4 separate regions of the Homo sapiens genome follow, and all the other regions are linked to region 1. The links are chromatin loops, found by intact Hi-C in ENCODE. Cell type or tissue: psoas muscle. All regions are shown on one strand. Region 1 holds the start of MIR4525 (microRNA 4525). Region 2 overlaps TBCD (tubulin folding cofactor D). Region 3 overlaps TBCD (tubulin folding cofactor D). Region 4 overlaps TBCD (tubulin folding cofactor D).

The links. Peaks named below come from ENCODE experiments on the same cell type or tissue, not always from the same donor. Only the 100,000 strongest peaks of a DNase experiment are listed, where the experiment ranks them.
Region 2: a loop joins it to region 1, with 2.3 times the contacts of the local background. A loop is called at or near these places in 3 of 110 quality-filtered maps.
Region 3: a loop joins it to region 1, with 4 times the contacts of the local background. A loop is called at or near these places in 76 of 110 quality-filtered maps.
Region 4: a loop joins it to region 1, with 2.8 times the contacts of the local background. A loop is called at or near these places in 3 of 110 quality-filtered maps.

The regions. Positions count from the first base shown.
Region 1 is chr17:82,667,712-82,670,211 of GRCh38, reverse strand. All of the region lies in intron 1 of RAB40B (RAB40B, member RAS oncogene family), which reads left to right. MIR4525 (microRNA 4525) reads left to right here and starts at 1,905; the gene lies at 1,905-1,979. RefSeq lists an enhancer at 1,251-1,430. In psoas muscle, a CTCF peak has its summit at 1,496 (motif pointing left); a DNase peak (open chromatin) is centred at 1,461; H3K4me3 peaks cover 851 bases; H3K27ac peaks cover 1,954 bases.
Region 2 is chr17:82,913,259-82,915,758 of GRCh38, reverse strand. The region is part of intron 23 of TBCD (tubulin folding cofactor D); the gene reads right to left. Among named protein-coding and RNA genes, the nearest start is that of ZNF750, 74 kb to the right of the region's middle. In psoas muscle, CTCF peaks have their summits at 1,279 (motif pointing right) and 1,944; DNase peaks (open chromatin) are centred at 1,198 and 1,928; H3K27ac peaks cover 658 bases.
Region 3 is chr17:82,765,934-82,768,433 of GRCh38, reverse strand. It overlaps TBCD (tubulin folding cofactor D), which reads right to left. Exons shown (of 39, transcript NM_005993.5): 4 at 2,066-2,167; 5 at 1-14. Among named protein-coding and RNA genes, the nearest start is that of TBCD, 15 kb to the right of the region's middle. In psoas muscle, a CTCF peak has its summit at 1,089 (motif pointing right); no DNase peak of the experiment used is centred here.
Region 4 is chr17:82,926,769-82,929,268 of GRCh38, reverse strand. TBCD (tubulin folding cofactor D) reads right to left here. Exons shown (of 39, transcript NM_005993.5): 29 at 1,946-2,083; 30 at 1,281-1,364; 31 at 1-156. Among named protein-coding and RNA genes, the nearest start is that of ZNF750, 88 kb to the right of the region's middle. In psoas muscle, no CTCF peak of the experiment used is centred here; a DNase peak (open chromatin) is centred at 1,488.

The DNA.
Region 1 (2,500 bases):
TCTGTCTCAAAAAAAAAAAAAAAAAAAAAAAAAGATTGTTGGCCCTCAAGGACAGGTCAAGAGGATACTTTCTAAGTCAGAGGACCCAGCCAAGCTCAGGCAGTGGATTAATCTCCGGAAAGACAAATATGAGCCTCTCAGCCCGTGGGGGTGAGTGTCCCTTCGTCTGGAGACAGACATATCAAAGCTGGAGTTATCTCCGCATTCGAAAATAGATTCCCAAGTGTATTCGTTCATTGCCTCGTGCCTGCCAAGGGAAAATAAATATTTCCAAAATTCTCTTTGAGGATTGCTATTATGGAGCAAATATGTATGTTCTTTTTTAATTTATTGTTTGTGTTTCACGCTCAGTGTGTTCATTGCTGACGGCTGCAGGACTTGGCACATGATGGTGCCTTCCCGAGAGCTTAGTAGGGTTTTAAAGGACTGTGAAGAGATTTTTGGTCGTCGCTCAAAGCGTAATTTCACAGGGCCTGAAGCTCCCGCGCTGGGGCTAGTAGAACTATCTAGTTGGAAGGCTCCAGAAAAGTGTTTTTGTCTCCTTTTACATTTTTTTTTAGAGACAGAGTCTCACTCTGTCACCCAGGCTGGAGTGCAGTGGCACGATCATAGTTGACTGCAGTCTCCAACTCCCGGGTTCAAGAGATCCTTCCACCTCAGCCTCCTGAGAAGCTGGGACGACAGGTGTGCACCACCATGATTGGCCAATTTTTTTATTTTTTATTTTTATTTTTTTGAGACAGAGTTTCGCTCTTGTTGCCCAGGCTGGAGTGAAATGGTGTGATCTCGGCTCACCACAACCTCCACCTCCCAGGTTCAAGCAATTCTCCTGCCTCAGCCTCCTGAGTAGCTGGGATTACAGGCACCCGCCACCACGCCCGGCTAATTTCGTATTTTTAGCAGAGACAAGGTTTCTCCATGTTGGTCAGGCTGCTCTCGAACTCCTGACCTCAGGTGATCCACCCCGCTCGGCCTCCCAAAGTGCTGGGATTACAGGCGTGAGCCACCGCGCCCAGGCCCTAATTTTTAAATTTTTTGTAGAGATGAGGTCTCACCATGTTGCCCAGGCTGGTTTCGAATTCCTGGGCTCAAGCGATCCTCTCACCTTAACCTCCCAAAGAACTGGGATTACAGGCGTGAGCCACCGTGCCTGGCTATTTTCCTTTCTGTAAAAGGACTGTTTCCTTGATACTCACTTGGTCACCTGGGAAAACCACAGCAGTGTGGTTTTGGTCTGACAGCAATGGAGGCTACGCCGCGTGCCCCACTGTGGTGAGGTCAAGCTCCTGGTGCTAAGATGCTGATGGTAGCAGTGGCCCATCTAGAGTGGCTGCTGCCAAGATGCCGGCTGCAGCGGAGGCATGGCTGGGCCTCTCGATCCACGGATCAGGCAGCAGCTCCGCCTTCCCTGCGTGCCGCGGCCCGCTGCCCTGGGGCAGCTCTAGACGCGGGCGTCTCTGTGCTCTTGGAGGCCTGGGAAGGCCACCCCTGCCCCCTGCAGGCTTAGAAGTGCCTGCTCCAAATGCCTGGCCTCTCCTCACTCCCCACGCCCGCTCCAGTCGTGGAGCACAGTTGGGGCTGAGCCCAGGTGCTGCTGCAGACCATCCGGGTGGGTCCACACTTGGGGCAGCACGGACACACCAGCCCTTGCCACCTCAGCCCCCTCGGGACTGGGCGCTGTTGAACATGGGAGGGAAGCTGAGGGAGGGCTGAGGGTGGCTCAGTGCTGGCCTGCAGGCGCCCCTTGGCATGAACAAGCTGGGTGCCATGAACAGCAGTGGGAGGCAGACAGACTTCTGGGTGGAAGGGGGCAGGTCCCTGGTGAAGCCACACCTTGAAGCTTCAAGGGGGCCTGGGGCCCGGGCTGCCAGTCCTGCAGACTGGAAGGAGGACTCGGTGCTTTTGTCAGAGGGGGGATGTGCATGCTGGTTGGGGTGGGCTGCCTGTGGACCAATCAGCGTGCACTTCCCCACCCTGAAGACCACAAAAACCCCAGACTCAGAGCAACGCGGACGTCGGGATGACCAGCTGCGGAGAGCTACCCTGTCTGCTGAGAGCTGAACACTTGTCAGGACGACCTGCCTGCAGAGAGAAGCCACCCACTGTGGGTCTCCCCTGAGCTGTTCTAACACTCAGTAAAGCTCCTCCTCGTCTCGCTCACCCTCCACTTGTCTGGGTACCTCATTCTTCCTGGATGCAGGACAATAATTCAGCAGCCACAGAGGTTTCCAGCCGGAAGAGCAACATCCCAAAGGCCCCATCAGTGCCCCGTCAGCGCCCATGCCAAGAAGAGAGAGACAGACGGTGCACTCAGCGTGCCTGCTGGGCTCGGTGGCAAACGTTTGGCCAGCTCAGGAAAGCCTCGTACTGGGTGGGTCAGGGGACTGCTTGGCCGCTCTGTCTGAGCCTCATCACGGGGCAGGTGGCGTCTGCAAAGCGGGTGCTTCGGGCGTTCTCAGTGCTGCTGTATCTTTTGTCCTCTGAATCACTCTCCTCTGAC
Region 2 (2,500 bases), 250 kb before region 1:
TTTTCCTGATTCTCGTGACGCCTCTGGTGCAAGGCTGTGAGCCAGATGACCCCCTTCCTCCCGGCCCCTGCCCTCGGTGATCCACATGTGAGCAGGATAAAAAAACACCTGTGGTTTTAAGACACTGAAACTTGGGGATTGTTTCAAGAGCAAAACGCAGTCCACCCTGACTGACAAACCCCTCCTTCATCGCTGCTTCACTAAACAGAGTTCCTGTTTCTTTCCTTTGATTCTAAAGCATGAAATGCAAGAGCCACTGAGACTAAGACGGAGACAAGGGGACGCTCATCTTCCTGGCACCGGGGGAAGCAGCTCAGTTCAGGCCACGCTGAGGACATCCAGGATGTTCATCTCCTCTCGTGAATATTCACGACAAAGGCCAACCTGTATGACATTTCTTTGATATGGGGACGCAGACGACTCCCAAGGGTTGAGCCACTTTTCCCACAAAATGTGCAAAAAACGTCTGAAGAAATCTGCGGTTCGACACCTCCGGGGCACCTGCGGCCAGGGCGCACCTGATGCTCCTGCGGGCGGCATGTCACCGACATGCCGGCGTCCTCGGGGGTAAGGGCGCCATCCTCTGGCCTGGGTGAGAAAGTGACCAGCAGCCCCTCCCCGTCTCCCACATGTAGCCCGTGAACCCGCAGATTTCTCACCCCGACAAGAGCTTGGAGTCTTGTCTCACTTGAAAGAACACATCTAAAACTAAGGATATCAGGAAACAGCTGCGTACATACAGAACTCAGAAATACAGAAGCAAGGAAAACAGACAGCTAAAAAACTGAAAGGGTTGCCTTTGGAAAAATAAAAATGTGGGACTGGGAGATGCGGGGCCAAGACCACAGACGCTATGCAGAACTATTTCCCCTTCTGAACTATTCCTACTTGAAAGCTGAAAGGGAAAATAATTTCCTACGAAGTGTAAAAATGAACGAGGAGGAGAAAAAAACCTGAGTTGACACCAAGGCTCAGTCAGGATCACCAGGGACACAGCCGGCTTCAGAGCCTGCAGGCCAGAGTCTCCTGGGGCCAGCAAAGGCCATGGAGGGGAAGGAGCTGCACAAGGAGGGCCGGCGCCGGGAGCTGAGGTCACGGCTGGGGAGTGCAGGCAGCCAAGGGGCCCCCAGGGAGGGCGTGGGCAGCATGGGCAGCTTTCCACGGGACACGCCCGCCACGGTGCGAGGCGACATGTGCAGGAGTGCCGCGTTTGCACTCAGCGGTGTGAGGGAGTGCAAACACCGCACTCCAGCAAACACACTCATGGTGCAGACACAGCTGGAGGCCGGCAGGGGGCCCAGAGCAGGGATGCCTCCCATAAAGATGCCCTTCTCCACGATGCCCCCCAGCAATCCACACCCTGCCGTGAACCCTGAGGGATGCATCCCAACAGCACACGTGCCCCAGAGCAGAGGGCAGGGTGGGAAAGCTGGAGTTGGGGGTAGAGAGAGGCAGACAGAAACCACCCTGCACCCAGCACCCCCAACAACAGACCACAGCCCTCCACCATCCTTCAGAGCAGAGCACCGAGAACCCGGATGGCGTGAAGACGCCAAACACCGAAACCGCGGTAAGGGCGCCTTTTTAAAACCCGGACGAAGCACATCAGTGTTTAGGTTCCACGGTTACTTGTGCAGCCTGCAGTGCCTGCCAGCGGGGAGCAGTGGGTGTGGTGGGTGAGGAAGGGACAGGACAGGGTGGCTACTTTGTCTCAAGTCTTTCCAAATATCATCATCAAAAAGCCCAACTAGAACCCACAACATTCCCCCTCTCCCCGCTAAGTGCAAATGCAGCCTCACGCCCAGGGAGGGCACGTCGCGTGGAAAGCTGCCCACGACAACCACACGGAGGCTCCAGGACCTGCGGTTTTTCCATGGTTTCCTCCTGAGCTCGTGACAATTCTGCCCATCATGGGTAGGTGGCAGCAATGCACAGGCCAACGGTGCCCTGCGGCCAACAGCGGCCAACGCCCAGCAGGACCCCTAAGGGGCGGTCACTCTGGAGCCTGGGGGACATCAATGTGGCTGCCCTAACCACACATTCAAGAAGAAGAGCAGATTACAGAGCAGCACCTCCCCAATGGGCCCCGCTTCACGGAGCAGGAGGGTAAAGGAAATTCAGCCAAAATGGCGTCCTGGGGACTCGGAACGCATTCAACTCCATCGCCGCCAGCTACAGGGACTCGGAACGCCTTCAACTCCGTCACCACCGGCCACGGGGATTCGGAACGCCTTCAACTCCATCACCGCCAGCCACGGGGACTCCAAACGCCTTCAACTCTGTCGCCGCCGGCCACGGGGACTCGGAACACCTTCAACTCCGTCGTTGGCCAAAGGGATTCGGAACGCCTTTAACTCCCCCCTTTCATGGTGGGCAGTGGCTCCTGTGCAGACTTACTGCTCAAACACCAAGAGCGACCCTAAAAGCAGACCCCGCAGCACACGGGGAGCACGTGAAGGTCGTGTGAAGGTCGTAGGACTGCCTCCAACTGCCATCTCCA
Region 3 (2,500 bases), 98 kb before region 1:
CGGGTTTCCCAAGCCTAAAAAATTAAACCACGGGAAGAATGAGTCTTGCTTGAAAATCACAGGCCACTGGCCACAATCTACTCAAAGTCACTGCCCTCCATGCCCACCCAATGCCTATGAAAGCCATTCAAATGCCATCACCCTCAGGGCCAGAAATGCAAGCCGTTCACCAACTCCTCGCCACATCCCCCCCGGAATCCCCACCACACACACCTACCGCCGTAACTTAGCTCAGCAGACAAGAGAGACATCAAAATGAACAAAGAAAAATCATAATACATCAGTATAGCAGCTTCTCTTCGCTGGCACCTCTCCACATACAAACTGGCCTTTTGAAAAAGTGAAAAACAGATAAAAAGTAAAAACACCTAAGAATAAAGAAAAAAGGCCAGGTGTGGTGGTTCACACCTGTAATCCCAACACTTTGGGAGGCCGAGACGAGCGGATCACCTGAGGTCAGGAGTTCCTTTTTTTTTTTTTGAGATGGAGTCTCGCTCTGTTGCCCAGGCTGGAGTGCAGTGGCGCAACCTCGCTCACTGCAAGCTCCACCTTCCGGGTTCACGCCATTCTCCTGCCTCAGCCTTCTGAGTAGCTGGGACTACAGGCGTTTGCCACCATGCTAGGCTAATTTTTGTATTTTTTGTAGACACAGGGTTGCACCGTGTTAGCCAGGATGGTCTCGATCTCCTGACCTCGTGATCCGCCCACCTTGGCCTCCCAAACTGCTGGGATTACAGGCACGAGCCACCGTGCCTGGCCGAGGTCAAGAGTCCTAAACCAGCCTGACCAACATGGAGAAACCCTGTTTCTACTAAAAATACAAAATTACCCTGGCGTGATGACACATGCCTGTAATCCCAGCTACTCAGGAGGCTGACACAGGAGAATCGCTTGAACCTGGGAGACAGAGGTTGCAGTGAGCCAAGATTGTGCCATTGCTCTCCAACCTGGGCAAGAAGAGTGAAACTCTGTCTTTTTAAAAAAAAAAGAATAAAGAAAACAATTATCAACTTCTAATAAAAAAGGAGTACCCTTATTTTCAGTAATTAGTAAAAAACATCCCAATTTGTCCCTGCAATCATTCCACTGGGGGGCGCTAGAAGTACTAGGGAAAGAAGGGCACGGAGTGCAGGGCAGCAGGGAAATGCCCCACAGCGCTCATCAGTCACATCCACGCCGAGACAAGCCACCGCACTGCACGGTTATAAACCGTGTGCTCCTCCAAATACATACCACGCAGAAGACAGCGAGCATAGCAGGCCCCGCTGCCGTCTGAGGCAAGGCCCCTGACGAGGCCGGCCCTGGGCTGGTATCCAGGGACCTGGACACCAGCAGGGTTCCCACCAAGCCCTGCCTGATGAGGTCCCTCGCTGGCTCAATCTGCACAAACCGTGTGCTTTACGCTGGCACCTGCTTTCCTGCTGGGGGTCTGGAATTTCGTTTCGTGCCAGGCAGAGGTGTCCATGTGGCCAGACCCCAGTGAAAGCTCTGGGCACCAAGTCTCAAACGTGCTTCTCTGATAGACACCTCACAGGTGTGGTCACATCTCACTGCTGGGGGAATGACACAGGCCCTGTGGGACCCAACTGGAGGACCCCGGGAGCTCCCGCCTGGTTCTCCCCAGACCCCACCCATGTGCCTTTTCCCTTTGCTGATTTTGCTGTGTATTATTTTGCCATAACAAGTGACAGCCAAAAGGAGGACTCTATGCTGAGTGCTGTGAGTCCCGCTCAGGAAGTATCAAACCTGGGGGTGGTCTTGGGAACCCAACACAGTTATACTTACACAGTTAAAAAAACATAGAAACAATGACGGATTTATTGTTAAACTACACCTAGGCATAATTTTTTTTATAAAGGGGCTATTTTAAACGAAAATAATTTAAAGCAACTTGTACAAGAAGTAAAGGAAAAGTGAAAAGAAAAGAAAGAAAAGAGGAGTGACACAAAACAAAGGGAGATAAAATGAAAGAAACAGGAAGGGGAAGGTGCAGCAGGGTGGGGCAAGCAGGGAGGAAGGACAGGCACGGAGGGCTGGAGACGAGGGGGGAGGCAGAGACACTCACTTCATGGTCCTTGGGATTCTGAATTGTGACCAAATCTAAAACAGGCTCTACATCGGCAACTTCATGAGGAAATAAACGAAGAAATGTTTTATAGCCTCGAACCTATCAAATAAAGAGATGCTGAATTATAACATTTAAAAATACAGAGAGCAGCAAAATTGCCTTTCTACCCTTTCATCAAAAATCACCAGCTACGCGACCCACTGATCAAAGAGAATTCTGTGACATTACAGTGACACAATTTAGTAAGACCGTAGTCACCCCAAGAAAGCTACCCATGGCCAAGAGCGATGGCTCACACCCGTAATCCCAGCACTTTGGGAGGCCGAGGCAAAAGAATAGCTTGAGACCAAGAGTTGGAGACTAGCCTGGGCAACATAAAAAATTAAAAATTAGACAGGATGGTGGCACATGCCTGTAGTCTGAGAGGATGAG
Region 4 (2,500 bases), 260 kb before region 1:
GGAAACAGCTTTTCCAGTTCTCCTCGGTGGGGCACGTGGGGGATGGGAGGGCTGTCAAAGTGCAGGAGCGTCAGGAACACGCTGGCGGCGTGAGCACGGAAACGGTCAATCTTCTCACTGGCCTGCTGGGCCACACAGCACATGATGCGCTCACAGCTGCAAACCGAGAGCAGGAGGTAAACCAAGGGCGGGCGGTAAATTAAGAGCGGGCGGTAAACTGAGCACAGGCGGTCCGAGCCGTGACTCCAGCCCAAGCACCACGAGGACATGCGGGCTCCTCGGGACATGGTGGCTGAGTTGGCAGCTGACACCAGGACACTGGCTCGGAAGAACCACACTCCGTTACCTTCACATCCCAGGAGCCCAACCCTACAGGTGCGCAGCAAATACATGCTACGTACTTGTTACACATGTGCTACGTGTTACATGCGTGCTGATGAGGTCTTAGGGTTGAAGCAGGGACAACAAATAGGATTACAGGAGCGGGTGGAGAAGAGTGATGGGGACAGAGAGGCCGGGGATGGGGAGAGAGAAGCTGGGGCTGGGGAAGAGATGGGGAGGGGGAAAGAGAAAGAGGTGAGAACTAAGGAAATCAGGCCCTGGGATCCCCACGGCCGAGTGTCCCTGACAGAGAGACTGACAGCAAGGGCAGGGCCTGGACCCCCATGACTCAGTGCCCCCGACAGAGACCCGCAAGGGCAGGGCCTGGACCCCCTGACTGAGTGCCCCTGACAGAGATCCGCAAGGGCAGGGCCTGGACCTCCATGACTCAGTGCCCCCGACAGAGAGACCGACAGAAAGGGCAGGGCCTGGGGGTACCCACAACCCCGTGCCCCCGACAGAGACACACAGCAAGGGCAGGCCCCAATGGCAGCCTCAGGTGCAGGGAACTGAGTGATGGCTCAGCTGGTCCTGGCAGGAGCAGACCCCCAGGTTCAGGGTCCTAAGCTGAGAAGTCCCCACCTCCTGCCCGGCCCTACCCCGGGAAGCTGGCTGTCATCAAACTGGCCAGAGCACCGTTGGAGGCCCAGGCTGGGGAGCAGAGCCTCGTCCTGGGGGCACTGGGCAGAGGAGGATGGGCCCCAGCTCACGCCATGGCTATGGGGGCAGGAGGAGGGGCCTGCACAAACCTGGGGTCAGGGACCAGAGAGGCTCTCTGGGAGGAGGGTGTGTGCCCAGCAGTGCAAATGCCACTGAGCACCAGGACCGCCCGCCCCGCCAGCCTCCCCAAGCTCGGGGCTGCCCTCTAGGATGCAGAAGAGCTGCGACGTGACACTCACGTATGGGCCTCGATCAGCTCAGGCTGGCTCCGAGCCAGCAGAAGTGTCAGATCCATCAGACTGGTCATGGCGGCCTTGCGGACCCTGATGGGACAAGGAGAGGCAGAGACACCCAGCTTGAGAGGGGGGTTCCAACCCTGGTTCTGCCCACCACGCCGGCAGCCTGTGTGAATTCGACACCCGTGACTAACCCCACACAGAGCCCAGGCACGCTGCCAGGGAGTCACGGGGCCTGCAGAGGTTCCCTGTGCGCTACAGGGACGTGTGCAGGGAGCCACCCACAGCCACACACACCGGGGCCCCGAGGCATCCTACACACACAGGCGTTTCAGGGGTTATCAATCCCACTACAGCAAGAAATGTTGGCAAAACCCAATGTAAGCAGCCGGCAGCCTTTCATTGAAGACGCGTCCTCCCTCACACCCTGTCAACGAGGACGACACAGGCCCAACACCTGAGGACGGGCTGGACAAGCACCTGCAAAGCCCTGCCACGCAGGCTCACCCGGGAGCAGAGAACAGGTCATCTTCCCCAGAGCCTTTAAAACGCAAAACACGGCACAAATCTACAAAGATTTCTCCCTGCAGAAAAGCCCGGGGCCTCCGAGTTTCCACGGAATAGATGGGCTTCTCAGAAGAAGCGCTCACCCACTGCTACGTACGTACCAGGTGCCCACGTCCCCTCTGCTGTCCGTGGTGTAGTCGTCCATGCAGCCCAGCAGCGCACAGTAAATCTGGGAAACATTCTCTCCGCACACAGCTTCGTCTGGGGCTCCTGCTTTCACACCAACAGTCTGGCAAATCCTGAAATTTAAAATGTGTGAGCTAACAAACAAACATCGGTGAGCCTCATCTTCCACATCGCAGAGGGCTGATGTGTGTTCCTGATCCTGAGAAGACACGCTCAGAACAGTCCAGGACCCTCGGGTAGATCAGAAACACAGAGCTCCTTCCACATGTATGGAACGTGGGACGTGCTTCCCCGAGGTCACGCTCTGCCGTCTCTCCGGTTGAAAGGTGGATGGGGACGCCCCCTGCGGCTGGTCCCTCCCACTTCCCACCCTGACTAGAGGGAACGGATGCTGGCATAGGAGAGAAGGGGGCGTGCGTGGCCCCCGCGGGACTGCTCCTCTTGTGTGCCTGCAGGGAGGAGAGGGCATATGGCGTGGCCCCAGGTGCGTGTCTGTCAACGAGTGCAGAGATCATTCCAAACACTGGCTG